Linked DNA regions of Homo sapiens: region 2 is linked to region 1. The links are chromatin loops, found by intact Hi-C in ENCODE. Cell type or tissue: Caco-2. All regions are shown on one strand. Each heading gives the region's core, and the rest is flanking DNA. Links, peaks and the distances in the headings are about the cores only.

Evidence for each region. Hi-C counts contacts between places; a loop is a spot of excess contacts. Peaks named below come from ENCODE experiments on the same cell type or tissue, not always from the same donor. Only the 100,000 strongest peaks of a DNase experiment are listed, where the experiment ranks them.
Region 2: a loop joins it to region 1, with 10 times the contacts of the local background. A loop is called at or near these places in 1 of 110 quality-filtered maps.

Annotation. Positions count from the first base shown.
Region 1 is chr2:108,314,138-108,317,053 of GRCh38, reverse strand. No RefSeq gene overlaps it. Among named protein-coding and RNA genes, the nearest start is that of SULT1C2, 27 kb to the right of the region's middle. In Caco-2, for the core only: no CTCF peak of the experiment used is centred there; DNase peaks (open chromatin) are centred at 333, 823 and 1,423; H3K4me3 peaks cover 1,275 bases.
Region 2 is chr2:108,540,123-108,543,038 of GRCh38, reverse strand. The region is part of intron 1 of LIMS1 (LIM zinc finger domain containing 1); the gene reads right to left. Among named protein-coding and RNA genes, the nearest start is that of LIMS1, 7.1 kb to the right of the region's middle. In Caco-2, for the core only: no CTCF peak of the experiment used is centred there; a DNase peak (open chromatin) is centred at 1,438.

The sequences.
Region 1 (2,916 bases), core at 207-2,706:
AGCCCTGAGGTGGAATTTGCAAGAGAGCTCCTGCTGCAGTAGTAGTAGTGGGACATAAGCTTGCTCTAAGTTGACCAGGGTAAGTATTCTTGTTCTCAGCTGATGGGTGGGACCATAAAGCTCCCAAGAGTTTATGTCTTTTGTGTTATGCTACCAGGGCCAGTAGAGAAATACCATCGGTTAGGGGCAGGGTTAGGCGGGTCTGAGCTTTTGGGCGGGGCTTGCCGCGGCCACTGTGGGGGATGCAGGGGTGGTTCTCAGGCTAATGGGATTATGATCCAGAGGGGAGTATGGCTTTCTCTGCTGTGCAGCAGAATTCGTCGGGGGAGTGGGGGATAGCCGGTAGCGAGAGGCCTCACCCAGCTCCTACACAGTTGGTGAGGTCAGTCTCACTCCTGCAGCGCACTGCTAACAGCGCCTAGTTTAGATCCAGGCAGCCTGCGCACAGAACTCAGACCTGGCTCAGTCCATAGGCTTCCCTGCTGAGAAAGCAAGCACAGCTTTCCTCCTTCTTTTTTATAAATTGACCTTCATTAATACCTCACATAGTTAGGCCATGGTATTCTTTTGTTGAAAATCTATGTTAAGTATCCTCTTGAGGGGACAGGAAATGCTAGAAGTTATCTGCACTTCCCCTGTGTTTTTAGTATTCCCCGTTTCGAAATGATTGGCCAGCTCGTCCTTTGATGAGTGGGAGAGGTGGGAAGAAGGAGAGGGAAAGGTGTGGCTGGGTGAAGAGAGGCAGGAAAGGGCAAGGCTGAATGGCCACAGACCAATCTCTATTCTGTGACCCTATTGATGCCCTTGACTAGGCATGTTCCCAGACCAAACCGAGGGTCAGGCTGCTTATTCTCACGGCCCAGTAACGAGATGCAGATGAACTAGGAAAGAAGAGAGTTTAATTCTGTAACTGGGTACAAGGAGAAGGCCTGGAAAATATTGCCAGATCAGCTCAAAATTACAGTTTTTCAGGGATTATATACCTTCTAAGCTATATGTTTACATTTAAGTGTGTATTCATCCAAAGACATAAGTGATTAACGTCTTCTAATCTATAGTTACGGTCTGAGTTTCGAAGAAGACCTTCCTCTGGAGCCTCAGTAAATTTACTTAATCTAGATGGGTCCAGGTGCTAGGGTAATTACCCTTATCTTGTCTCCTGCTAAATTATGGAGGTTTATGGAGTTCCTTTAGACCCACAATAAAACTTGTTTGTGGAGGTCTGGGGAGTTTCTTTAGACCCCCAATAAAAACTTGTTTAATCTTTATGGGTCCTGTTAAGAATTCCTTCATTATTTGTCATTCCTGTCAAGGCCCAGGAAAGGCCCAGGCAAAACTCTTTGTGGGCTTTTGTTACATTCCAGCCTTTGTATAAGGGCACTGGTTCTTTCAGCTTTTAATATTTAACCACTCAGTCAGTGCTGAAACAGTTGTTATGGAGGCCTGCCTCTTCAGCTGTTAATGAGACCTGGCCTGCCACAGGCAGAGTGGAGAATACCACACCAGTCACTCTGACAAACACTTGACAACCTGACCAGCATTGGGCTAATCTCTGAGATCTCTGACTTGCAGCAACCTGCTTGGGTGAGTCTACTTCTGTATTATTAAGACATTAACTAAATTGTGTCCTTTGGGTCAGATATATTGCTGCATATGAGAAACACTCCTGATAGAGAATCTGTTAAATGTCTCAGGCCACATTTTTCTTTTCAGAGAGATCTGTGAATCTCTGATAGTTTGCTTGCTGATCTGAGGCTTGGTCATCTTAATCTTTTCCTATTACTCTTCCTCTTGTCATGAATCTCCAGTGGTACTTAAAGAGTATACTAGGCACTAAAGAACCGTGTCTGCAATTAAAATGAAAAAGACCAGGCACAGTGTCCCATGCCTGTAATCCCAGTGCTTTGGGAAACCAAGGTGGCAGGATTGTTTGAGGCCAGGAGTTTTAGACCAGCCTGGGCAACATAGTGAGACCCCGTCTCTACAAAGAGTAAGAAATAAAAATTAGCCAGGTATGATGGTACACATCTGTGGTGCTAGCAACTCAGGATGCTGAGCTGGGAGGATTGCTTGAACCTAGGAGGTTGAGGCTGCAGTGAGCCACGATTGTGACACTACACTCCAGCCTGGGCAACAGAGTGAGACTTTGTCTTAAATTTTTTTTTTTTTTTAATAAGGAGTGAGTATCCTGCTGGTCAACCTGAAATTCTACTTCCTGCTTTTGTAACCAGGTGTGAGAGGCTGAGGGAGGAGGTTCCCTTAACCCTTAACCCTGGAAGTCTCCACACCCATGAACAATTCCCAGCCCTCTCAACTGGAACAGTGTGGCTCCCACCCTTGTGCTGTGTGTATGGCACAGACACAGTAGACATATTGACATGGTAGTCTGAGTGTTTCACCATCTATCTTGGAGCCTGCAGGGGCTTCCTGATGCTCCTAGGATAAAGTCTAACATTCTGCCATGACCATCAAGGCCCCATGTGACATGCCCGGCTCTCTTTGGGGCCCCATTTTGTCAGTTCTCCCTGAGCTTGTAGCTCTTCCCCTCATAGCCCTTCCTTCTTGCCCTGAGACAGGCCCGCCTCACCAAGCCTGCTCCTGGGTCTCCTTCTCTCTGCCCAGTCTCTTGCCTAGTTAAAGCCAGCACATGCTTCACACCTAGGAAGGACCATGTCCTCTCAGGAAAGCTGTGCCTCAGGCCCCAGTCTCAGCTGATCTGCTCTGGCCTCTCGAAGCCTGAAACCATCTCACATGGCACTCTCCTCGGTTGGTGACATGTGTCACGACTTAGTGGACTTTTGCTTCACATGCTAGACCATGAAATCCATAGGGGAAGGGCTTTGCTCACCACTGTATCCCCATCATTCACACAGTACCTGGCACATAGTACGTGTACTATTGAGAATGAATGAATGA
Region 2 (2,916 bases), core at 258-2,757, 230 kb before region 1:
ATAGCATAGTACAGTGTATATAATGGACACAAATTGTATTGAAAGATGTGTTCCAAAATTTGTAAATATCACTTTCACATATGCAAGCACAGCCAAGAGTTCAAATAAAAATAATGAAGTTTGTGTGTTGCACACAAATACAGACACATTAAATTTGGGTAGAGAACTGAATCTTACCCAATGCATTCTCCGGGAGGTCAAGAAAAGAAAGCCTAATAGGTGTTGAAGCAGCCAAGGAAGTCATCTTCAAGACAGAGGAGTTTAAGCTGGGACTTGAGTTGTAAGACTTGGGAACTCCTACCCCCTTAAAAAAGGAAAGGCTACTCCTAGCAGAGTAACAAAAATCAAGTTCAGAAAGAAGGACTGTGGTATGGTTGGCAATAAGATGATATAAGCGTAAGGGTAGGAGGGAGTAAAACTGGATAGGTTGTCTGGACATGCCAAGAAAAAGCCTTGAGACTTGGAAAAACAATTAGCGAGCTGTGACCTCTTCTTGACCAGTGCCATGAAGTGAGGAGACACAGGGCTCTACAGGGCACTTCGGTATGAATCCCAGCTGTCACTAATTGTATGACTTGGTGAGTTCTTAACCTCTTGAGCTTGGTTTCCTTATCTGTAAAATAGATATAAAGATCCTACTTCGTGGTGTGGCTGTGATGGTAAGATTATATAAAACAATATCCTTAAGGTATTTGTGTGGAAGTAGGTAATTAAGAGAAGGTGGTTATGACTAACCGAGTTTCCAAAACAGTGGCCTAGGAGGAAACTAAACAAGGATGCCTAAATATCATCTGAATTTCTCCTAAATGTTTCATGATGTTGGGTCTCTGCCAGCAGTCTGTAATACACTGTAGAGTCAAGCTAAACCAAAGAAAATGATCCTGTTTTACTCAAAGTTTTGTGAATTTATTCAAACAACGTCAAAGACACTAAACAGAGCTAGCCCTGAACTTTTCGATTCACTAACAACAAATAAAAGGAGAAATAAAGCCTACTGTGCAGCTTGTTTTTCTTTGGATATTTAACAAATTTGATTAAGACATTCCTTTACTTCCAGAGATTACACTTTGGCAGAAAAGCTTAGACATATATACAAAAAACTATAAAACAAAACAGAAATTGGTAATTACCAAAAAAGAATTCAAAATGCTTTGGGAAAACAGAAAAAGCTCTGAATCCCTAATTCCCTACTACACAGCGGGGGCTAAATTAATGCTCCAGGAATTCGTTATTTTATGAGAGAAGCGGCAATTTTGTTCCAGCTGCCAAGAAAACACAAAAGATGATGATTTTCCAGGCCCAGAGAAGGGCATGAACAGCACTGAGGCAGGAAATCATCATTTTCAGAAAAAGGCAGTGGGTTAGAGAGACAAAGGCTAAGGAAACAGTGTGTGACAAGGCTATGAAGATGGGTTGGGCCAGATCACAAACAGCCTTAAATTCCAGGCGCTGGAGTTTGGACCTACTTGACAGGCAATAAGCAGCTTCTCAATATTTTGAAAACATGTGACCAAAGTAGTTCTTTAGAAAAATCTGAAACCAACATGGATGACAGATCAGTCAGGTGCACCTGCACTGTACCTGCACAGAAAAACAAATCCTGTTGAATCTACTGCACTGAGAAGGAGAAACAGCTAGCTGTGGCAAAAGCTGCAACTGCCTACCCAATGTCCATTCTCCCTCCCTTCCTCACTGTATTAACAAGGCAAATTTTAAAATGGACAGCAATGTGCCCAGCTTTAAAAGTAAGCAAACAAAAACAAAACAACAGCTACATTTACCAATGAGAAATAAACATATCTGTTTAAGTAGTTGGTAACATTTGTCACTCAGCTGATGCATTGGTAAGGAAGCCCGTCAATAGGAAGGGATCTCTCTGGGGAGGAAAAAGTTGCAAGCACCAGCACATGTGGCTAGGAATACCAGGTCTTCAACAACACTTCTGAAGTGTTCTTCAAAAGGAATCACTTGAAAGAGACTGACATCCAGGACACCTGTAATAGAACAATTCTGGGCCAATATCCATAATTCATTCAGACATTTCCAAATGTACTATGTTAATGGGCTCAGCTATAGGTCTTGGTCCTCAAGGTATTTACTCTATACTGTAGACAAAAAGATAAAATATATACACACAACAAACTGTAACAATGCAATGTGAATAAAGTAACAGAGCAAACCAACGTAATATAGCAGAGGAGACCCCACAATACAACCACATCTTGGGCTGTATTCCTAACCCTGCTGTTAACTGACTTTCGGCCTTGAATAAACTATTTTACCTTCTAGGCAAATCCTGTCCTGTAAAATAAAGAAGCAGTGTATTTAAATAAAGGGCTAATGCAGGGGACCCACTAAAGTGCATGAGTTCAGTAGGTTCCAACTTTTTCACATATAAACCCACTTTTTAAATGTTAAATAAATTTTCTTAGATCTTCATGTCACCATGATTGTCTTTTTAGCACGTTAACAGATAAAGCATGCACTATATAAATACTACCACGAATTCCACAAACCCTTTAAAAGAATCTGTACTTTATCAGCCAGGCGCGGTGGCTCAAGTCTGTAATCCCAGCACTTTGGGAGGCCGAGGCGGGCAGATCACAAGGTCAGGAGGTAGAGACCATCCTGGCTAACACGGTGAAACTCCGTCTTTACTAAAAATACAAAAAATTAGCCAGGTGTTGTGGCAGGCGCCTGTAGTCCTAGCTACTTGGGAAGCTGAGGCAGGAGAATGACTTGAACCCGGGAGGCGGAGCCTGCAGTGAGCCGAGATCATGCCACTGCACTCCAGCCTGGGCAACAGAGCAAGACTCCGTCTCAAAAAAAAAAAAAAAAAAAAAAAGGAATCTGTACTTTATCACCTGTTAAATGAAAATTAGAAACATTCACAAAACATCATTTGTTCCACTTCAA